Regions from separate parts of the Homo sapiens genome. Here region 2 is linked to region 1. A link is a loop called in an ENCODE intact Hi-C map of the cell type or tissue named here. Cell type or tissue: GM12878. All regions are shown on one strand. Each heading gives the region's core, and the rest is flanking DNA. Links, peaks and the distances in the headings are about the cores only. Region 1 overlaps LINC02937 (long intergenic non-protein coding RNA 2937). Region 2 has its middle 44 kb from the start of LINC02937.

Region 1 (11,871 bases), core at 1,325-9,324:
CTGTGCTCAAACCACCAGCTCAGCCTGCGCATACCAAGGGCCTCGCACCCTGGTGCACTGCCCTCACAGTGTGAAACAGCAGATGGGGCAGAGTTCTCTGGCTGGGCCCAATTGGGCAAAAGAAGGGAAGATGCAGAGATGAGAGGCAGAAAGAGGATGTGCCTGAAGCTGAGGGCTCACTTGATTAAGTTGCTTACTTTTCATCTCATACTTCTAGTTGATCTAAAAATCCGCATAGCTAAACGCCACGTAGCTGAGCAGTACTCACTAAACTCCCACTGACTTCCTTACACTGGCTCTGACTATAGGTCACTATAGTAACCAGCACTTAGAGTTGTTTTTCAGGAACTATGGGCAGTACTTGTCCAGTTCAAGCTCATTGAGTCCACCAGCCCTTCAGCTGAACCTGTGTGGGTGTCCAAAGAGTGACCTTTTGACGTCAGAGGGCTAAAATCTCCACCCTTAGATCAGGTTAGTGCCACCCTTTTCTGCATGTGTCCGGTGAAGAACCGTGCAGCCCCACCAGGCTTGCATGAACTCCCATTACCTCCCCCTTCACCTCAAGACCACTTGGGTTTCTAGCCCATAAGTACCCTCACGTCCTATTTTTAGAGAGGCAAATTTGAGACCTGTCCTCCCGCCTCCTCTCTTGACTGCCTCGTGAATAAACTCCTACTCTTTTGCAAAATCCATAAGTCACAGTGATCGGCTTACTGTGACATGCCCACAGGGGCAGCAGCCGTGTAGGAACAGTGACCTGCATGCAGGCTGTGCCCCTAAGTGCAGGGACAGCTCCGTGTTGTCCCTCCTGCTGAGATCCTCAGGTTGTTCTGTTTCACCTGCACCAGTGCCCCTCAAGTGTGCCTGAGCTCATAGCACTTTGCTGCCATGAGGCCCCCCAAATTCACCTGGAGAGCCTGTCCTAACTTCAAATCCTGGGGTGGGTGGTCCCTCTGTCCACAAGAGCCCCGACTTCTTTTACACCTCGGTAGCACCCACCTAGGCCCAGGCACCAGCTCAAGGCTGGGAGAGGAGGCAGCTTTGCCAACCTCACTACAGAAAAAACAAAAACTAACAAAAGAAGCCTGTGTACTCCCTAACCCCAGGCAAAGGCCCCTCCTGAGCATCCATTCATATAGCCACAGGGAAGGCTTAGCTGCTTCTTTGCATCTGCCTTTCTGGGCTGTTTGTTTGTTTGTTTGTTTGTTTGCTTGCTTGCTTGCTTGCTTGCTTGTTTTTAATCTCATTGAGATTTTATGAGGAATTAGCTACAGTCCTCTGCTCTACCAGCTGAGCTATTGAAGGGACATCATTGAGCTTTTAAATGATCCGTAAGAAAGTTTTGGAGAAATTGAAGAGCAGCATGTAAACTTATATACTGGCTAACTTGTTAATGCATTCACACACACACACACACACACACACACACACACACACACATTATGTGGAAATGAGAACAAGCAATTGGGGAACATATTTCAGCAACTCTTCTTCCAGGTACAGAATTGCTCATCATGCAAGAGATGAATCATCAAGAAGCAGAAACTATCACAGTTTTCAGTTAAACTTTCTTGCACTCTCTGCACTCTGCAAAGGTAAATGTGTTCTAAGTTTACATGTGAAAGTATTCATGGGGCTTCTAGGATATGTTTCAGTAAAATAGTAAAAATCTGCTTTCTCTCTCTCCCTCTCTCTCTCTCCTTCTCGGGTTCATTCAGGAAGGAACAACTGATCCAACTAAAAAGAAACTAAGGAGGGCTTCCTGGAGAAAGGGGCACTTAGGTTGAGATTTGGAGAATCATCTTCAAATGGGGGAAGCATTTCAGGCTTTGAGTAAACATGAGAAGATAGGAAGGTTCGGGACTCCTTTGGGAAGACTGAAGAGTCCAGGGGATTATAGAGTAGGGTCTTGCGCAGTGTGTGCTGGGTGGGCAGGAAGATGGTTCAGCTGGAATATAGATGATGCTTCCACTGCAGTCAGTCAGGAGGATCAGGAGGAGCAGTCGGGGGTTTTCCCAAAAGGCAGTAACATGATCCATTGTATTATAGAAACAGGTTCGTGGCTGGAACTAAGGTGGGAGAACCTGAGTTTGGGAAGTCAAGGTTTGTAAAACAGTGCAGACCAGAGTAAAGGGGCTCTGTCTCACCAGGGGATCACCCCAGCAGGAGGGCCCCTGCCTGTGCCTGAAGCCACTCAGCCCTTTAAAAGCTGCCCCTAGGGACACCCCTTTACCAGAGAGGAGAACCAGAACACACAGAAAATAAGGTCCCCATCTGACCCCAGCAAAACATGATGTCCGAAAGACCGTTGCATCTGAGAGTAATTGTCATGTAGCATTTCTGTTTCCTGTATCCGGATACAAAAATAATGAATGAGGGGAAGCAGGCAAAGGAGACAAGCGTTCCCACCACGAAATCCTTGCACTTCAGTCCTTTTGTTAACCTTGGTGGAGTAGCACTCAACAGAAAATAACTAAACTCACCTATTTTTACTTTAGTAGCTATAAAATTTTCATTTCAAATGATAAATTCTGCTCTTTGGTTTAAACACAAAGTTTGCATACACTAATGTTTCCTTAAAATCAAACACCAAAGAGTGACCTTACATCTCTCACTCCCCTGTGCCATGTGTCTCCAAAGATGGCCCCAAGAACCCCAAATCCTTGTAACTGCCCTTCTGCAGTCATCCCTGAAGGGAGTCAGAGCATGCCACCCCAGAATATACCACTTTGGCATAAGGATTATTTTGAGCTGAAGGCAAATGAGAAATAGCAGAAGCAGGAAAATCTCTCTATTATTTCCCACCTGTGTAAAGGAGGGCATAAATTTCCCTTTGTGAAGGGGTCCCCCTCTGCCAGGAAAAGGAGACAATGCTTATCCCTTGACATGATACTGGCTTCAATCTGCATAAACAAACTTACTAAATAAACCTTATCTTCCATTAGTTTTCCCCCACATATTTGACATTCCACGGTTTATCACCACTAGAATTTCAAATCCTTTGTCTTTGCCTTGTCATTTTGCCACAAGTTTACAGTCTTTGTTAAAATGGTATATGAGTTCTCAGTCATAACTCTTTCTTTGGGTTTTCACTTTCTGTAAGATACTTGTTTACATGTAAAAATTTTTTAAAAAATGTTTTTGAGACAGACTCTCACTCTTTGAGATGGAATCTCCCTCTATTGCCCAGGCTGGAGTGCAGTGGTGCAATCTTGGCTCAGTGCAACCTCCGCCTCCTGGGTTCAAGCGATTCACCTGCCTCAGCCTCCCAAGGAGTTGGGATTACAGGCATGTGCCACCACGCCTGGCTAATTTTGTATTATTATTATTATTTTTTTAAGTACAGACGAGGTTTCTCCATGTTGGTCAGGCTAGTCTCGAACTCCTGACCTCAGGTCATCTGCCCACCTTGGCCTCCCAAACTGCTGGGATTACAGGCATGAGCCACCATGCCTGGCTGACTCTCGCTCTTTTGCCCAGGCTTGGAGTGCAGTGGGTGCGATCTCAGCTCACTGCAACCTTCGCCTCCTGGCTTCAAGCGATTCTCCTACCTCAGGGCTTCAAGCGATTCTCCTGCCTCAGCCTGCTGAGTAGCTAGGATTACAGGTGTGCACCACCATGCCCAGCTAATTTTGTATTTTTAGTAGAGACGGGGTTTCGCCATGTTGGCCAGGTTGATCTCAAACTACTGGCCTCAAGTGATCTGCCTGCCTCAGTCTCCCAAAGTGCTGGGATTACAGGCATGAGCCACCATGCCCAGCCCAAAAATTAAGATATTAACATCAAATACAATTTGTATACTTTTTCTCCTGTTAATCTGTCCTTTGTTAGTTTAATTTGCAGGCCACAGTCACTAAACCTAAAAGGGCGGAAGAAACATTCTTTCTTCCCTGCTTTCCAACATTGTGTCTGGACTAAGCCTGAGACCCACTTTAGTCAACAGTGTATCAGGTGACTCTGTGCCTGTTCTGGGCCTAACTTGTAGAGCTTGGCAATGTTTGTTCTTGTGCTCTTGGGAGTCCTGAACCACCATGTAAGACAGGGGTTGGCAAACTATGGCCCATGGGCCAAATCCAGCCCACTGTCTATTTTTGTAAATAAAGCTTTATTGCAGCAGAGCAATGTCCATCTGTTTATGGGCATTTATGGCTACCTTTGCATTACAATGGTAGAGTTGAGTACTTGTGACATAGACTATATGGTCAAAGAGTCTAAAATATTTGGTCTTGTACTGAAAAGTTTGCTGACCCCTGATTTTAAAAGACCATCGACCTGCTGGAGAGACTACATGGAGAAGTCCTGAGGCCACAAGGAGAAAGAGAGAGGCTCAGCTGTCCATGTTCCATTTCCTAGTCCCAGGGCCAGGTGATTCAGCCCTATTACCAGTCATTGCCAATAGGAGAGACCCCAAAGGAGGTCAGCAGAAGAACCATCCTGCTGACCCCAGGCAATCTGAAGAACTGGAATAATAAAATGGTAGCTCTATGCTGCTGCATTTTGGATGGTTTATTACACAGCAGCAGATAATTGGAACCCACTCCCTCCCCACCTCCAAACAAAAATATTGGGCTGTGACTGTGAAGACGAACCAAAAACAAACAAACAAAAAAACAAGCACCATTGAAGATGAGTTACAAAACCATGACTGAATTAGTTCCCAAAGCTGTCTAATAGCACCACGTAACTGCTTGCAGAGTTTTTCTGAAGAAATACCATAACTCATCATGAAACCAGCTATTAAACCACAAAACTTCTGTTTCCTTCACCTTGTACGTCACCCCTACTCTCTGCAACAGTTTGACCGCATTTTAGTTTGTGGGTTTTTGCCTTTTAAATGAATCTTATCATTATGAACACTGAGTACCCAAATAGTCCCCCAGGGCAGGAACTTCTCGTCTCTCTGAACACAGAATGTCCACTTGTGTGTTCTTTCAGATGCAGGGTCTTCTTGCCCTGAATTTCTAGAATGTGTTCTTAAAGAAACATACCTATTATTTCAAAGTATCTCAATTTTTTGAGAGACAAGGAGCACTATGAATCCAGCTCATGGTGTTAATGGCTTTCTCATCATAAATCCATCAGCTATATTAGTTCTTTAGAGAAAGTAAAAATCAGAACAAGGTCTATTTGTCATATTTCCTTAACCACATCTGGAGAGAAGCTTCAAGTGAGTAAATCCAACATATGATTGTGATTCTGGGAGCATCGTTGTTTCTGTTTTCATGAAGTTTTCTCTAAGGAATGAGTTAAGGAATGAGTTAGTTCTTTTGGGGAAAAAAAAATAGTGTGCCTCCCCCCCACTGCCCACCATCTGCACACCCACTCTCGGAAATGTTGCCTGCCCATATTTACCTGCTCACCAAGCTGTTCCCTATTCTAGAAGTTTCCACTCTCCCTTGAGTATAAAAGCTTCAACCCTGGTTCAGTGGGTGGTAGCTGCACCATGGTCTGGGGAAATCAGCACTTTTTCGTGGGTGTTGCTGCCCAGGGACCAAAGGGGACTTGAGGATAATCAAGCCAGCTCTGCAAGTCTCCAACCACACAAGGGGACTGAGCTCCCACCACATCCCTCAACCTCCCGCCGCCATCTTGCTTTCCCACTCCCTGCCTCCCACACAGCTCAGCTGCCTTTTGCTGCCCTTTGCTGCCCTTTACTGCCCCTTGCACTCCCCAGCAAACCTCCTCCATCCTCTCCACTGCGTCTCCTCCCTCCCTTCCTCCCCTCTGTCACCCCAATGGCCCAGGGAGAGCACAGGACAACATGGAGTGAGGAAAGGGAGGAGCTCAGCCAGCTAACCATCCCTGCCCACCACATGTGAATTAGACAGGCTTCTCCAGAGACAGAGCCAACAGGGTATGTACACAGGAAGAAATTTATCTGAGGAATTGGCTCACACAGTTATGGAGGCTGACAAGCCCTGAGATCTGCCATCTGCAAACTGGAGACCCAAGAAAGCCAGTGTTACAATTCACTCCTGTTCCAACAGCCTGAGAACCAGGGGAACAGATGATGTAAATCCCAATCCCAGGGCAGAAGAAGAAGAAATGAGATGTCCCAGCTCAAGCATGGAGGAAAGGGGGGAAGAGAGCAAATTCCTCTGTTCTCTGTCTTTTGTTTTGTGCAGACCCTCAAGGGGTTGGATGAGGCCCACCTACATTGAGAAGGGCATCCGCTTCACTAAGTCTTCTGGTTCAAATGCTAATCCCATCAGAAAACTGTCACAGACACACCCAAATAATGTTTAATCTGAGCACCTACGGTCCACTCAAATTGACTCATAAAATAAGTCATCACATGGGTGAAAGCCTTCCCTGGATGGTGAGTTTTCTGTCTCCCCAACGTGCATGCATGAAGAGCTGTCTGGGTAGATCTGATTCCCATCTTTTACCTACAAACATTTACCCACAACCTTGCCCAAATAACACTGAGCTCCAGGCTGTATGTGTATTATTTCTCATCTTTACAATGGCCCAGAGAGGAGTTCCTGAGTCCTGGAGGGAACTGAGGTAAAAGTGTAACCACTTGATGGGTTCTTCCTGCCCACTGCACGAAATCCATCCACTGAGACCAGGGCATTGCAACAGAGAAAGAGTTTAACTGACGTAAGGCTGGCCCATGCAGGAGAAATGAAGTTATTACTCAAGTATTCGGTGGGCTGGGGGACTAGGGAATGGGTGCTGCTGATTAGCTGGGGAGGAAATCATAAAGGGGTGGAAAACAATCCTTGTGCACTGAGTCCACCTCTGGGTGGAACCACAGGACCAGCTGAGTTATGAGTCAGGGGTCCAGGTGAAGTCAGTCTGAAAAAAATCAGATAAAACCAATCTTAGGTTCTACAATAGTGATGTATCCACAGGAGCAATTGGGGAACGTCACAAATCTTGTGACCTCTGGCCACATGACCCCTGAGCAGTAAGGGATTATAGAAATTATGCCATCATTTAGGCAGAGTTCAGGCCTCTCCCACAATTCTAATCTTGTCATCCTTCATTAGTCTTACAAAGGCGGTTTTTGGTCCCTGAGCAAGGAGGGGGTTAGTTTTATGGAGGGATTTACTTTTACCCTTGCTTTTAAGTTAAACTATAAACTATATTCCTCCTAAAGTTACCTTGGCCCATGCTGCCTTGACCAAGGACAGCTTGGAGGTCAGAAGCAAGATGCAATCAACTAAGTCAGATTTCTCTCACTGTCATAAATTTTGCAAATGCAGTTTCAGAGGGAATGAGTAGGGAAAGGTGGAGGGCCCCTTGTAAGTTATTTGCTGAAGAGCACACAGCTAATGGGTGCAGTTAACACAGGCTTTTGTTGAGACGAAGTCTTGCTCTGTCACCCAGACTGGAGTGCAGTGGTGCGATCTCGGCTCACTGCAACCGCTGCCTCCCGGGTTCAAGCAATTCTCTGCCTCAGCCTCCTGAGTAGTGCCCACCACCACACACAGCTAATTTTTGTATTTTTAGTAAAGATGGGGTTTCATCATCTTGGCAGGCTGGTCTTGAACTCCTGACCTCATGATCCACCCGCCTGGGCCTCCCAAAGTGCTGGGATTACAGGCGTGCGCCAGTGCACCCAGCCTAGGCTTTCCTTTTTTAAAACTCTTTTATTTTATTTACCAATACATATTCATGAAAACAAATCAACCCACACAATAAAGCACCAACAAGAAAGACAAATTAATCACTAAAATTGTAGTACCTCGAAGTACAGTTGACCCTTGAACAATGCAGGGGTTAGGAGCACCAACTCTCATGCAGTCAAAAATCCTCGTATACATTTCGACTCCCCCCAAAACTTTACAGTAATAGCTTGCTGTTGACCAGAGGCCTTACTGATAACATAAATAGCCAATTAACACATATTTCATATGTTATATATGTCATATACTGTATTCTTAAAGTAAAGTAAGCTAGAAAGAAGAAAATATAATTAAGAAAATCATTAAAGAGAAAATATATTTACTATTCACCAAGTGGGGGCGGATCATCATAGAGGTCTTCATCCCTGTCTTCAAGTGGAGTAGGTCGAGGAGGAGGAAGAAGAGGGATTGGTCTCACTGTCCCAGGAATGGCAGAGGTGGAAGAAAATCTGCATATAAGTGGCCCACACAGTTCAAACCTATGTTGTTAAAGGGCCCATTGTGCATCCAGTCCTTGTCTCAAACTGAAGGCTCGGCCTTGTTCTAATGCTATTGTCTCTAAGATATTCCCTTATATATTTACATCACTGCTCCACTGCAACGCACTGCTAAGATGCTTACACCCTGTCTCCGGGGGCTATGGTTGCCCTAGTTGAGGAGGACTCAGTGGCAGAAGGGACAGGAGTTCACCGACAACTGAAGCCCTGTCCCCGGGGTGCTCTCTTGGGTGCTGGTGACTCCCGGCATCCCCTCTTGGGCATATTTTGAGGTCTAGAGAACCATTTTGCCCAATAGTGGCTGTCAGATAAGGTCTGTTTGGCAGATGCCTGCAGAGCTGTGTGCCTGCCAACAGACATCCCCTGGCTTCCATCCCACCCTTCCCACTATGAGGAGTCAGAGTTGGTGTTTGGCTGACCACAAGGAACCCAGGCAGAAAAGTCCCCTAAGCCTACTGCAGCTCTGTGGTGTGGCTGAGTGGGATGCTCAGCAGGTGTTTGGGGAGAAGGGAAGGTGGACACCCTGAAGGCCTCTGACCCTACCTGAGGCCAAGGATGGGTGAAAAAGTGTAGCATGAATGGCAGCTGGGAGAGCACAGAGCCCAGGGTCTACCCTGACTTCAGGGGGCCTCAGCCAGTCAGACTTTGAATAACACCAGCTACACTGGGGCCCCAATTTCTGTGGCCCCCTCCCATGACAAACAAGGCCCATTGGTCAGGACGAACCAGATCTGATGCAGGAACAAGTGGCCTGCCAATCTCAGGGGCTCTGCCCATCACAGTCACTTAGCACCTCAGTACCTCAGCACTTCTCCACTTGTGGGCTGGTTGGGCTTCCTTGCAGCATGGTGGCCATGCTCGATCAGGGCAGTCAGACTGCTTCCACGGTGGCCCAGGAGTATTCCAGAGAGCCAGCAGGAAGCTGTCACCTCTTCATGACCTGGCCTTGAAAGTTACGTAGCATCACTCCACCGTAACTTTGGTGGACAGGCCACTAAGTCAGGCCCAGAATCAAGGGGACCAACACTGACTCCACTTCTCGGTGGGTGGAGCTGTAAAGCCACCTCACAGGACTGTCATGTTATTTATGAGCTAATATCTGTAAAGTGCTGAGAACCATTCCTCACAGTAATGCAATTTATACAAGTGTTTCTTAAAGAAAGCATACTGCTCATGGATTTGAAAATCATGTCTCAGTAAGCTAACTCCCTGTTTGATATCCAGAACATTCCTGCATCACCCAGTGGGGGAAGCACCAAATCCTGTTGCTCTTTCACTGCCATGCAAGTGCCTGGCCATGGAAGTTGGAGTCAGAATCCTTGTCACACCTTCCAAAAGTTTCACCAGAGGTTCAGAGAATCCAGAGAGGGCTGGATCTCCACCCTTCCAGGGAGAGGGAACAAACAGTGGGCTTCAGCAGCCTGACTCAGGAGCAAATTCCTAGATGACTCTACCTGGAACATGGCACACTGGGGCTCAGGGCTGTGAAACTCAGAGCAAAAACAAGGCCAGTGTTGACTGAGGCTCTCACCCTCCACTGCACGTTCAAACCATCTGGAGACCCTCAGATGGCTCCACACCTGGCCTCTCCCCAGGCAGAGCTCTGAAGTGGGACCTGGGCTTCAGAATTCTGAAACCTCCCAAGCGATTTCAAGACACACCAAAGCCTAAAAGTAACTGAAATGATGGGTTTCCGACGCTCCTGTGCTTGCGAGTCACTTGGGGACCTTGTTAAGATACAGACTCTCACTCAGTGGGGCCGGCTGAAATTCTGCATTGCTAGCAATCTCCTGGCAATGTTCATGCCTCTGGTCTGTGGACCACGCTTTGAGTAGCAGAAAAATAGAGCAGCATTTCTTAGTCTTGTCTTGTCTTTTTAACTCTATGCTTCCCACTGATTAATGTACAAATCCCATGCCTTCTTTTAATATTATTTGAAAACTGCACAGTAAATTAAATATTGCAACTAAAACCAAGTGTTAATTTGAGGGGACAAAATTCTGCATTGTTTGCACAACTCACTTCTGGGCCTTCCCATCCCACCAACACCTACAATCTGGGAAAACACCCTGTTGCAAAAACAACTGGAGGTGGCACCCATCCGGCTTCACCCAGGTTTCCACCGGCTCCTTCACCCGGCACCTAAAGGACTCACCACCCACCCCCTATTGGGGTCTTGCTTCACCCATCAACAAGCAAGATAATGTCAGGTGGCCTCGAAGGGCCTTTCCAATATCACTAGGGACTTTTGATCTTAAATCATCTTTTAATCTTTTCCATCCCATGGATCCTCGGCCTCCTCTGTGACTTCCAGGAAAGAAGCAGGCCTCCAAAAGCATTTTCTACCACAGGCACTTGTGCCTAGGGACTTTCCTGACAAGGACATGAACAGGCACATCAGGGTTGGTGACCACACCATAAGATGCTGGCAGGAACAAGGCCTAGGCCAAGGGTTGAGGAAACTATCTATAAGGGCTAGATGGCCTCTCAGGCTCTGCTGTGAGCTCACCACTATTCGGCTCCACCCCTGAAGCACAAAGAGCCACAGATGGTGTGTGAACAAAGGGTGTGACTGCGTTCCAGTAATATTCACTTCACAAAAACAAGCGTTGGGCCGGATTTGGCCCACAGGCTGTAGTTACCGGAGAGCAGTGCTTCTCAAACTTTAATAGCACAGAGATCACTCAGGGATCTAGTTAAAATACAGATTCTGAGAACATGGATTTGAGTGCAGCACTGTCCAACAGAAATATGATGGGGCCAGGCAAGGTGGCTCATTCCTGTACTCCCAACACTTTGGGAAGCTGAGGCAGGAGGATCACTTGAGCCCAGGAGTTCAAGACCACTTGAAGCAATATAGTGAGACCCTGTCTCTATTAAAAAAATAAAAGTTAAAAAAATTGACCGATCAGGGCAGATCACCTGAAATCAGGAGTTCAAGACCAGACTGGCCAACATGGTGAAACCACGTCTCTACTAAAATAAAAAAATTTGCCAGGCATGATGATAGGTGCCTGTAATCCCAACTACATGGGAGGCTGAGGCAGGAGAATCGCTTGAACCTGGGAGACGGTGGTTGCAGTGAGCCAAGATCACACCACTGCACTCCAGCCTGGGCAGCTGAGCGAGACTCCATCGCAAAAAAAAAAAAATTAGCTGAGTGTGGTACCACACGCCTGAAGTCCCAGCTACTTGGGAGGGTGAGGTGGGAGGATCACTGGAGCCCAGGAGGTCAAGGCTGCAGTGAGCTAAGATTGCACCACTGCACTCCAGCCTGGGTGACAGAGCAAGACCCTGTCTCAAAAAATAAAGAAATATAATGGGAGTCACATATGAAGTTTAAAATTTCCTGGTAGAGACTTTAAGTTAAAAAAAAAGTGAAATTAATATTAATAAGATACTTTATTTAATCGAATATACCCAAAAGAGTATGCTTTCATCATGTGGCACTAACCACATTTCCAGTGGCCATAGTCATGGTTACACAGGATCAAGCCTGAAAGCCTGCATTTCAGACAAGCTCCCAGGTGACAAGAATGCTGCCAGTCCAGGGACCTCACTTTGTAGGAAGGGCCCAAAGAATGCTATCTTCTACCTGGGCTGGTGAGACAGCTGTGGAGCTTCCACACAATTTTCTACAGGACACTTGGCAAACTGAATATGTATCCTAAGATAGGAATGCTTGAAGTCACATCTTAGGGAACATCCAGCTCATTGATACCATCCTTGTGCGTGATTAT
Region 2 (11,871 bases), core at 2,542-10,541, 56 kb after region 1:
GTAAGTATATTTTTCATTTGTAACTTTCATTTCATTTGTAACTTCTTTTTCTCCAATTAAAAGACAACTTCATAAAGCAATAATTATAAACTGTTCTGATGAACTTACAGTGCATAAAGATTTAATGTGTATGACAATAAAAGCACAGAGGATGGGGGAAGATACAATGCTACATAGGAGCAAAGAATTTGTATACTGTTGAAATTAAGTTGGTATTACTCCATAAGATTGTGTAAGTCAAGATGGTAATTGTAATTTCCAGAAAAGCTATTAACAAGTCAAAAACATATAGCAAAAGAAATGACAAAGGAATTAAAATGGTAGTTGAGTACACAGGAAAATATCCATTAAGCACAAAGAAGGTAGTAATGGAGAAAGAAACAAAAAGGCATGGCATGTAGAAAACAAATAGCAAAATGCCAGATATAAACCCTACCTCATCAATAATTATATTAAATGTAAATGGTTAAACACTATAATTAAAAGGCAGAATGAGCCTTTACATTTAAAAACATGACTTGACATTATGCTGTCTACAGGAGATCACTTTAGATTCCAAGACTCAAATAGGCTGAAAGTAAAAACGGGGTAAAATATACTATGCAAAAAGTGACCAAAAGAGAGCTGAAGTGTCTATACTAATATTAGACAAAATAGACTTAAGGATAAAATGGTTAAAATGGATAAAATGGTTACTAGAGAAAAAGCATATTTTATCATGATAAAAGGGTTAATCCATCAAGAAGACATAATTATAATCATATATGCATCTAACAGCAAAGCCCCAAAATACATGAAGTAAATACTAATAGAATTACAGGAATAATAATAAACTATTATGGTTGAATAATAAACAAGTCAACAATAATATGCCTACTTCAGTATCTCACTTTAAAAAATGGATAGAACAACTAGACAAAAGATCAACAAGGAATAAAAGAATGAAACAACAAAACCAAGAAGACCTAACAGACATCTATTGAACACTCCAACAATAGCAGAATATGCATTCTTCCCAAGTGCACATGGAACCTTCTCCAGGATAGACCATATGGTATGCCATAAAACAAGTCTCAATAAAATGAAAAAGACTGAAGTTTATACAAAGTATGTTTGCCAACTATAATGGAATGAAATTTGAAATCAGTAAAAAAAGGAAATTTGGAAATTCACCAGTATGTGGATTAAAGAACACAATCCTAAAAAAAGGGGAGTCAAAGAAAAAATATCACAAGAGAAATTTAAAAATACTTTGAGATGAATGAAAACAAAACCACGTGTCAGAAGTTCAGTAAATCACTAGTTAGACTTAAAGGACTCAGTCATACTCATAGCTATTATTTATTATAGCAAAAGGATACAAAGTAAAAACAGCAAAGGGAAAAAATGCAGGGTAGAGATGGGGGAGACCAGTTGCAAGCTTCCACGGGTCCTCTCCTAGTGGAGTCCCTAGGATGTATTTAATTCCCCAGCAACAAATTATTAATGTAACAACACATGAAATGTTGTGAAATGTTGCCAACATCTCATTAGAGACTGAAAGCCCAGAGTTTTTGCTGGGGGCTAGCCATGTAGGCATATTCCACCTGGCAAATACCCAAATTCCATCTTCCTAAAAAGAAAGCATGTGTTTAGTATAAACCATATGGTTTGTACAGTTTAGATATAACTCTTATAAGGTCTGGGAATGCTGATAAGCTCCCAAAAGCCAGCCAAGGACCAGCCCTGCAATCAATCCTTCCCAGTGATAGCCATTCAGGTCTGCTATGTTAACTCTTTTCTACAAACAACATACCAAAACTTACAGGATGCTGCTAAAGCAGTGCTTAGAGGGAAATGCATAGCTGCAAATGTCTATATTAAAAGGAATAAAGATCTCAAATCAATAACTTAATGTCCTATGTTAAGAAATTAGAAAAATAAAAGCAAACTAAACCTAAAGCAAGCAGAAGGAAGGATATAATAAAGTTTAGAATGGAAATAAATGAATTATGGAATAAGAAAAACCATCAAGAAAAATCAATGACATGAAAAGTTGGTTTTTTGAAAAGATCAGTAAAACTGATAAACCTAGCTAGACTGACCAAGAAACAAAGATAGAAATATTAAAACCAGGAATGAAAAGTTGGGAGTGGGAGTGGGGGGGATTATTATTGACTTTATAGAAATAAAAAAGAATTATAACGGAATACTACAAACAAGTATATGTGAACAAATTAGATAACCTAGATCAAATAGAAAAATTCTTAAAAAGGTACAAACTAGTGAAAGTTCTTCAAAAAGAAATAAAAAATAAGTAGAAAGCTGTAACAAATAAAGAGACTGAGTTAGCAATCAAAGCACTTCCAACAAAGAAAAGATATGATCCACATGATTTTGCTGGTGAATTCTACCAATATATATTTTTTTGTTTTTTTGAGACGGAGTCTTACTCTGTCACCAGGCTGGAGTGCAGTGGTGCAATCTCAGCTCATTGCAACCTCTGCCTCCCTGGTTCAAGCGATTCTCCTGACTCAGCCTCCCAAGTAGCTGGGACTACAGGTGCCTGCCACCATGCCCAGCTAAGTTTTGTATTTTTAGTAGAGGCGGGGTTTCACCATGTTGGCCAGGATGAGCTTGATCTCCTGACCTCGTGATCCGCCCACCTCGGCCTCCCAAAGTACTAGGATTACAGGCGTGAGCCATTGTACCCGGCCTCTATCAACTGTTTACATTAGAATTAGCACCAATCCTACACAAACGCTTCTAAAAATAGAGAAGGAAATGCTTCCTAAATCATTCTATGAAATCAGTATTACCCAGAGACCCAAACCAGTGAAAGACATCACAAGGGAACTGCAGACTAATATTTTTATGAAGACAGACCCCAAAATTCTGAACCAAATGCCAGCAAGCCACATCCAGCAACATAAAAAAAAGAGTATACACCATGACCAAGAGATTTATCCAAGAAATGCAAGTTGGTGCAATATCTGAAAGTTAATCAGTGTGGTAACAATTATCAATAGAAGACAAATCCACCACAACATGCTCCTTTCAATAGATGCAGAAAAGGCATTTTTACAAAATCCAACACCCATAACACCCATTCTTGATTTAAAAAAAAAAACAAACACTCAAGAAAGTACAAATAGAAAGGAATTTTCTCAACCTGATGAAGGGCCTCCATAAAAAAAAAATCCACTGTTCACATTATAAGTAATAGTCAGGAATAAGGTCAGGGATAAGACAAGATGTCTGCTCTTGCCATTTCTATTCAACATTACACTGGAGGTTTTAGCCAGGGAAATAACACAAGAAAAAAATATAAAGGCGTCCAGATTGGAAAGGAACAAGTAAAACTATCTCTTTGCAAATGACAGGATCCTATAGAAACTCCTAAGGAAACCACTAAAAGAAGATTAGAACTAAAAAATCAGTTCAGAGTAAATAACTGTGCTTCTGCCAGACATCAAGATATAAAAATCTGTTGTAATTCTATGAACTAGCAATGAACAATCCAAAAATAAAATCAAGAAAACAATCCCATAGGGACATGGATGAAGCTGGAAACCATCATTCTCAGCAAACTATCGCAAGGACAAAAAACCAAACACCGCATGTTCTCACTCATAGGTGGGAATTGAACAATGAGAACACAGGGACACAGGAAGGGGAACATCACACACTGGGGCCTGTTGCAGGGTGGGGGGAGGGGGGAGGGATAGCATTAGGAGATATACCTAATGTTAAATGACGAGTTAATGGGTGCAGCACACCAACATGGCACATGTATACATATGTAACAAACCTGCACGTTGTGCACATGTACCCTAAAACTTAAAGTATAAAAAAAAAAAGAAAAAACAATCCCATTTACAGTAGCATCAAAAAGAATAAAATACTCTAGCTGGGCATGGTGGCTCATGCCTGTAATCCCAGCACTTTGGGAGGCTGAGGCGGGAGGATCACTTGAGATCAGGAGTTTGAGACCAGTCTGGCCAACATGGTGAAACCCCGTTTCTACTAAAAATACAAAAATTAGCTGGGTGTGGTGGCAAGTGCCTGTAGTCCCAGCTGCTTGGGAGGCTGAGGAAGGAGAATTGCTTGAACCCAGGAGGCAGATGTTGCAGTAAACAGAGATCACATCACTGTACTCCAGCCTGGGTGACAGAGTGAGACTCCATCTCAAAAAAAAAAAAAAAAAAAAAAAGAATAAAATATTCAGGAATAAATCTAACAAAAGAAGTTGAAGACATACAAGACATACAGAGGCAACTACAAAACAGATGAAAGAAATCAATGAACTAAATAGAAAAAAACATTTTATGTTCATAGATAAGACAATATTGTTGAGGGTACATCTGTCCCCAAACTGATCTACAGATTTAACATAATGCCTTTCAAAATCCTAGATGCGTTTTTCGGGGTAGAAATCAACAAGCTAATCCTATAATTCATATGAAAACACAAGGGAACCAGAATAGCCAAAATACTCTTGAAAAAGTTGACAGACTCTCACTTTCTAACTTCAAAACTTACTACAAAGCTCTAGTAATCAAGATAGTGTGGTACTGGCATAGGACAGACAGAAGATCAATGGGGTAAAATTGAGAGTTTGGAAATAAACTCTTACATTTATAGTTAACTTTTTTTTTTTGACAAGGGTACCAAGACAATAAATGGGGGAAAACAGTCTTTTCAACAAATGGTGCTGGAATAGCTGGATATCAATGTGCAAAAGAGTGAAGCTGGATGCTTACCTCACACCATATATAAAAAATTTATCAAAAACATAAATATAAAAGTTAAAACTATAAAACTCTTTGATGAAAACTTTTTATCACCTTGGATCAGGCAGTGGTTTCTTAGATACGACACCAAAAGTACAAGCAATAAAGGAAACAATAAACTGGACTCCACCAGAATAAAAACTTTTATGCTTCCAAGCATACCAACAAGAACATGGAGAAACAACCTACAGAACAGAAAAGATTTGCAAATCATATATCTGTTAAGGGGCTTGTATACAGTATACATAAAGAACATTCACAACTCAATTTTTGTCTGTTTTGCTCAGTTAGAAATGGGCAAAACAGATATATCTCTAAAGACTATATAAATGGCCAACAATTATATGAACATCTGTTCAACATCATTAGGGAATTGCAAATCAAAATCACAATTACAATAAGATACCAGTTCACACTCACTAGATTGGCTATAATCAAAAAGATCAATAACAAATATTGATGAAGATGTGGAAAAATTAGAACCCTATTCATTGCTGGTGGGATTACAAAATGGTACAGCTTGTTGGTTTTGTAGTTTTTCAAAAAGTTAAACATAAAGTTGTCATATGATCCAGTAATTCCATCTGTAGGTATGCCCAAGAGAAATAACATGTACCCACACAAATACTTGTACACACATGTTCATAACAGCATTATTTGTAACAGCCAAAGTGGAAACAATACAAGTATTCATCAATTGATGAGTAGATAACAAAATATGACATATACATACAATGAAGTATTTTCAGTGATAAAAAGGAAAGAAGTACTGAGACACACTACACTGTGGACAAATCTTGAAAATTTTTATGCTAAATGAAAAAAAAACAGATACAAAAGTCTACATATTATATAATTCCATTCATATGAATGTCTCAAATAGGCAAATCCATAGAGACAGAAAGTAGATTAGTGGTTGCCAGGGGCTTGGGGGTGGAGGGAATGGGCAAGGGAGTGACTACTCATGAGTACTAGGCTTGTTGGGAGGCAATGAAAATATTCTGAATTAGCTAGTGGTCATGGCTGTACAACTCTGAATATACTAAAAAACCACTGAATTGTACAATTTAAAGAGTGGCTTTTATGGTATGTGAATTATATCTAGAAAAATAAAATCGCCAAGTTCTATTTTTCCTCAACATTGATTCTAGAGTTCCAAACCCAGAATCCTGATGAGAGGTTATGGAATGGAGTCCAAGAATACAATACCTCTTACAGGTACCAGCAGTTTTGGGAATCCCTGCCCTTGGGTGGGTCTGAGGAATAGACAAGATGAGGTCCCGCTCACAGACATGGCCCCCACTCCACCTCTGCTGCAGGTGACAGAGCACGAGAGGTAGGGCTGGACCAGGGCCGAGATTCGGCTCTTTTCTCTGGTACCATAGCCCCTACGCTGCTCATCACGTTTACATTTGAAGACTAGTTTATCCCCGGGGGAAACTCAAAACAATTTTAAATGTTAGGTATGTCAAGTTTTTCAGGACAGTCAACATATATCTTCCTATCTACACATGCAAGCATTTTTAATACGCATGAAGCACATGTGGGCGTACATAAGCTGCAAGTCTAGGGAAGCAAAGCAAGCACCGAGGGCTTGGAGTTTTGAGGTTACCGAGCCATTCTGAGCCTGGACTAATGAGATCACACCACAACTGAACTCAGAAGTACCAGGGCCATGGATAGTCTAGGATAAACACTCTCTCTGAGTCCTCTCAGAAGAGTGGTTTAGCAATCTCGACTCATACCATGCCTTCCCACAAAGACCAGAGGAAAAGAAAGGAGCTTTTCAGTGTTATTTGCAAGCCAATACTGGTGTTAGGCAAGCATATAACAGAGCCACCGTAGGTATTAAGAACAAATACTCCAATCACATCTTCCAATAATTAGAGTTTCCTTCCACCAAGATGAATGTGAGCTGTCATTTCCTAGCTCTTATGGCGTGTGACACATTTCTTGTACTTACATTTTTAAATAACTCAAATTACAGTCACTCTTACACAAGTTCTAGGCGTCATAAAAAGCATGTTTCAGGAAAGTGTTAATAGACAACTCAAAAGAAATGTTACTCAATGCAGCCGAGGCTATTAGGAGCTCGAACTTCTCTCTCTTGCCAAACAGTTCTTCACTTTCTGTAAACTGCACAAAGGTTTCATTCAACACAGTTTGAAGGCTGAAAGTGAAAGTGACTCAGACTATTTTTGGAAAGGTCAAGAAAGTGCACCTGCCAATTTTCAAATTTCTCTGAAACCTTTTCCTGCAAACATCACCACTAAAGCTACGTAGTCCCTGAGCTGCAACTTGATGATGTGGTGATTTTACTATTTCTCTTGGGAGGTTCAGGTACACACTGTGCCGTGGGTTCATGGGAGACTTTGTTCAGACAGCATTTTACACGACAGTCTGTTTAAATGCTTTAGGGGACCAAAACATCTAAAGGTACCTTGGCAGCAAGATGGGGGAATGAACTGAAGCCTAGGAAGGAAGCCTGGCCTGCCCTTGGCCTGACCACAGCCACCGCAGGGCTAGAGTCCTCCAGTATCTCCTGAGGTGGGGAGCAGGTGGGCCGCTCCATGAAAACCAACTAGATGATGGGAAAATGGACAGCTTTGCTCAGGGCAATCTTCCCACCCTGGCCCCCAAAATTGGTACTATAAACATGGCACTCAAACATGAGAATGATTTCTTAAAATGTTAGAGGAACTAAAACTCCTTAAATTGTAGATTACCTCAAGGGCCAATATAGTTAACCAGACACACCTTAGGCAGATACCTGTTTTCTCTGTCTCTCAAGGCCCAACTCACTAGTGACCAGTATTTGTAAGGAGACCCATCTTTCTCATCTGCTAAATCCATGCCAGTGTTAGAGGCCTGCACCAGTCAGAGTCTGCGCCAGTGCTGGAGGCCTGCAGTCTGCTTTCACTTCACAAAAACCGTCTAAGTTGGAAGAACTGTCCTCTGGTGCCTCTTAACTTCCCGCAGCAATGGCCCTGCCCATGCCTGCCCACTTTCTGCTCTAACACTCCAGAGGCAGTGGGCAGCTTTTGGACCTAGGAGGGTGTAAGTAACTTCCCTGCATAGACTTTAGTCAACATCTCTTGTCTCTGGACAAGCGCAGAGCAACAAGCAGAAGTGGGGAGGTGGGGAGGAGCCCTGCATGGTTTCCCCTCGCCCTGGAAGCCTCTGAAGACCTGTTTCATATTGCAGTTCTACTGGAGGCAGCTACCATGTTTCCCTAGACTTCTCTTTTCCTGAGTGAAGAGCCCAGGTTCTTGTACATGCCTCCAAACCAGCCATGGTTGCGAGACCCACCTTCCCGTCTTCTGAAATATGAAACAAATAAAACACGACCACCACATAAAGCACTTTTATACAGATCACATCCAATGTGACTGGGTCTTCAAAACCATCCTGAACTACTGGATTCTTCTACAAATGAAGAAATGGGCTCAGGGACATGAGGCACTTTGTCCACGGTCTCATCGCTGACTTCGGTGGAGCTGAAACTTGGCCAAAGAGCTCCTGTGTGCTTTACAGAAAACTACAGAGTGAATCTATGACCACCTGAAATTGCAATGCTGAGTACTGAATACAACAATCCAGATGAGTCTGACCAGGGCCAAATAGAGCAACACACCTGTCACCCTTCCCAAAAGCTGTCTGGGACACTCTTGACCCACAGGGAGCACATCTTGCCCCCTTTTTGTTTTTTATTTTATTTTAGAGATGGAGTCTTGCTCTGTCGCCCAGGCTGGAATGCGGTGGCGCGATCTCGGCTCACTGCAAGCTCCACCTCCTGGGTTCACGCCATTCTCCTGCCTCAGCCTCCCGAGTAGCTGGGACTACAGGGGCCCGCCACCATGCCCGGCTAATTTTTGTATTTTTAGTAGAGGCGGGGTTTCACCATGTTAGCCAGGATGGTCTCGATCTCCTGACCTCGTGATCTGCCCACCTCGGCCTCCCAAAGTGCTGGGATTACAGGCCATCTTGCCCCCTTTTTGACAAGCATTGCTATCAAACCATGAGTCTTCACACTTATACTCCAGTTGCTGGTTTTAGGGGGAACTGAGTTGTGAGGACATACACCAATCACTACTAGCATCTTGACAGATCCAAGCATCATTCACATCTACCAAGACTGGCTCCGTGCCCTTGATGGTATAGCCGTTAAACATTGGAACCCAGAACACAGAATGCCCAGCATGAATCCTGCTGCCTCAGTTTCTTAAACTATAAATCAGCAAACCCATTTCATAAGATTTTGGTATTAGGTGTGAAAACGCACAGTGTCTGATAGAGGAGGCGCTGAGTGGGCATTAGCTCTAATTGTTACATTACTTGCCTGTGTCATCAGATCTGCTGATAAGCACACTTTTGGTATCTTTCCAAGTAATGAGAAAATTGTTGACCAAATCAGAGCAAAGGACACTACTCCCTCTTGGTTGACGAAAACACACGTATCAGCAGCCTTCTGTTATGCTGTTTGGCTGTTTTCAAGCTCAACAGTGACAAAAGGGCCAGTAGCCCTGGGTGTAATTCCTGACTCCAGCATGTACATGCCGTGGGGCTGTGGGTAAGTGATCCCTCTATGGTTTTCTCTTCCTCTGTGCCACAGAATAACCAAAGTGCCTATCCTTTCGGGGATGTAGTGTCTGTAAAGCATCTGGTAGGTATGAATGGCTTCATAAATGTTACTCAGTATTACCATAATACCCAGCTCTTATTCACTCATCTTATTTAGAGGGTATTTTCAGTGATCTTGTCAAAATGTTTCCTTAAATCAAAACACCACACAGTACTGTTTCTATATTAGGCCTTTAAAAAGGACCTTACATGTTGGTTCCTAGGAGCTCACTTTGGGGCCCCTGAGGGAACTGCCAGCTCCCGGAAAAGGGGCCATCTCATGTCTTGCCACACAGGCGCGTCTCCTGGGCTGCTCCTGAGCCACATGGGTGCATGTCTTGGTCTGTCCTTGACATCCTTTATTTTCCCCACCAGGTCCCCAGATCTCTCATGCTGCCCTGAGAATTATTTTGGGTTGCTTATTAGGTGCTAACCCTCTAAGGGGTAGCTGAATTTCTGGAGGTCCCAAAGAAGACTGTGAAAATCCAAAGGCAAGCATTTGAAACAGTGATATTTTTGGAGCCTGAGACACAAATACAATTGAACAGAGGATTCAGCCACCTTCCACCTCCCAAAATACCCCAAATCACAATCTGTATCCTGCTTCATTTATGCAGAAAAGTACCTCTTATGTTGTGTTACCAGAATATTAGCAACTAACTTTAAAATGTTTTATTTTTTGTGAAACATGTATAGTTATTAATATACTATGAGAAAATAACTTCTATTGCTATTCTGATAAAGTTCAATACGTACTGATGTAAGTATTAGTTAATATTTTACTAGATCGGTAGACAAATAATGGCATGATTAACTATTTCTGAATGTGTGTGCCAGGATCCTTGGAGCCCGAATAAGAGCAAATGTAGGGCATATCACCAGAGGTAGAAGTTCAGGTCAAGTGAGGAAAAGGGCCGATGGCGGGCCAGCAACACACCCATGTGCAGGTACACACTTTTTCTAAGTGCTGATCCATGAATCGACACTCCACTACTTTGGCCTATTCACACTTAGAAAAGTGCTATCAGAAAAGTAACACTTTGTGACAAGCCAATTTTTGATTGCTAGAAAAACAACAAAAAAAATGATTAACAGGAAAACCAGATCCATCATTATTAAGAACAAAGCAAACGTGAAATGATCCTTTACATTACAGAAATCAGTCTCAGAAAATCTGACTCTTATTTTGGCCATTACTAGAACTTTTCTCTTGCCTCAGAACTTCAGAAACTTGGAGACCTCTTTTCCTTTCCTTTCATAGACAAGTTAGAAATTAACCAGCACTAAATTACTTCAAAACCAGTAGGCCTCATGCTCTGAGATAACGGAAAATTTTTTCTTTATTTTGCTTTCATCTTCTGAATTCTATCTGTGCTTGATCACTCATCCTCCTTGAGAGCCTTCTCTAACCTAGTCTGAACACATGGATACGTCTACTGCATTTCCAACTCTGTGCACCAACAGGCGGTGTGCTGGAGAAAAGAGGAGCAGCCCATGCAGGGGACCCTCCCTAGGTAGCACGGCCCTATCCAGAGCCCTGTGAGCTTGACTTGGGGGAGGATCAGGACTGCTTAGCAGCAAGACCGATACTGAAAGGAAAATCAAGAGAAAGGCAAACATTTATTCAGAGAATTGGACAGGCACTTTTCTCTGCCATAATACATGAAGTCTGCAATACCTTAAGTCACTACAGGACTTTACTTTCAGATACATTCCAGTGACTTCATCAGAACTTGTTAGGAAATTAAATGGTGCTCGATCAGTGACAGTAGACTAGAGTATGAATCCAAGAGAAACGACTCACACAGCACACTCTTAATATTTTTCCCTAACGACATAATTATTTCCTGCTCAGTTCAAGAGAAAGTGGTATTTAGCATGTCATGGATAGGACAAACTGGCCCTGCAACCTTTAAAAGGCTATGAAAACCACCACCAGCATTTTAGGTGCAAATTATCACGCACAAAACGAATAGCCCAGCAAGTTTAGTATGCATGCCACCCGATACGACCACCACAGAGAGTGCCAAATGTGAATTTTAGTAAGCCCTCTTTATAGTATGATGATCAGCTGAGCAATCATCATAAATCCGCAGAGCCTCAGCACCAAAGGTCATAAAGAAAATAGCGCTCACCTTAGTGTCCAAACATGAGTGAAGACACCGCCTACCTTTGTCAGGACAGACATCAGCAGCCAGCCAGTCCACATTTGCCTCTTATAAGAATTTTAGAATTGAGGTTGAGTTCAAATTCCTAAGTTAAAAAATGTAAGTTTCAGAATTAAAAAAATGAAGCCTACATGCCTTCAAATAGCAATGAAGTCGCCACAATGAGGATGTAAATCCACAGTAAAATGGGTGTTTATCTGATACATGGAAATGTGAAAGGAGGACACCTTAGGGACACAGCTGGGCTGTACCACAGTGAAGCTTGCTGCAGGGGCACTCCCGGGGACGTTGTCTCTGGCATGACCAGACTC

Evidence for each region. Peaks named below come from ENCODE experiments on the same cell type or tissue, not always from the same donor. Only the 100,000 strongest peaks of a DNase experiment are listed, where the experiment ranks them.
Region 2: it touches region 1 in a loop (5-fold over the local background); 18 of 110 quality-filtered maps call a loop at or near these places.

The regions. Positions count from the first base shown.
Region 1 is chr9:91,146,406-91,158,276 of GRCh38, forward strand. All of the region lies in intron 1 of LINC02937 (long intergenic non-protein coding RNA 2937), which reads right to left. The region is part of intron 2 of LINC00484 (long intergenic non-protein coding RNA 484); the gene reads left to right. Among named protein-coding and RNA genes, the nearest start is that of LINC02937, 11 kb to the right of the region's middle. RefSeq lists enhancers at 356-923, 1,331-1,450. In GM12878, for the core only: no CTCF peak of the experiment used is centred there; DNase peaks (open chromatin) are centred at 1,536 and 4,766; H3K4me3 peaks cover 481 bases; H3K27ac peaks cover 807 bases.
Region 2 is chr9:91,201,283-91,213,153 of GRCh38, forward strand. No RefSeq gene overlaps it. Among named protein-coding and RNA genes, the nearest start is that of LINC02937, 44 kb to the left of the region's middle. RefSeq lists an enhancer at 7,135-7,194. In GM12878, for the core only: no CTCF peak of the experiment used is centred there; a DNase peak (open chromatin) is centred at 6,979; H3K4me3 peaks cover 1,003 bases; H3K27ac peaks cover 1,781 bases.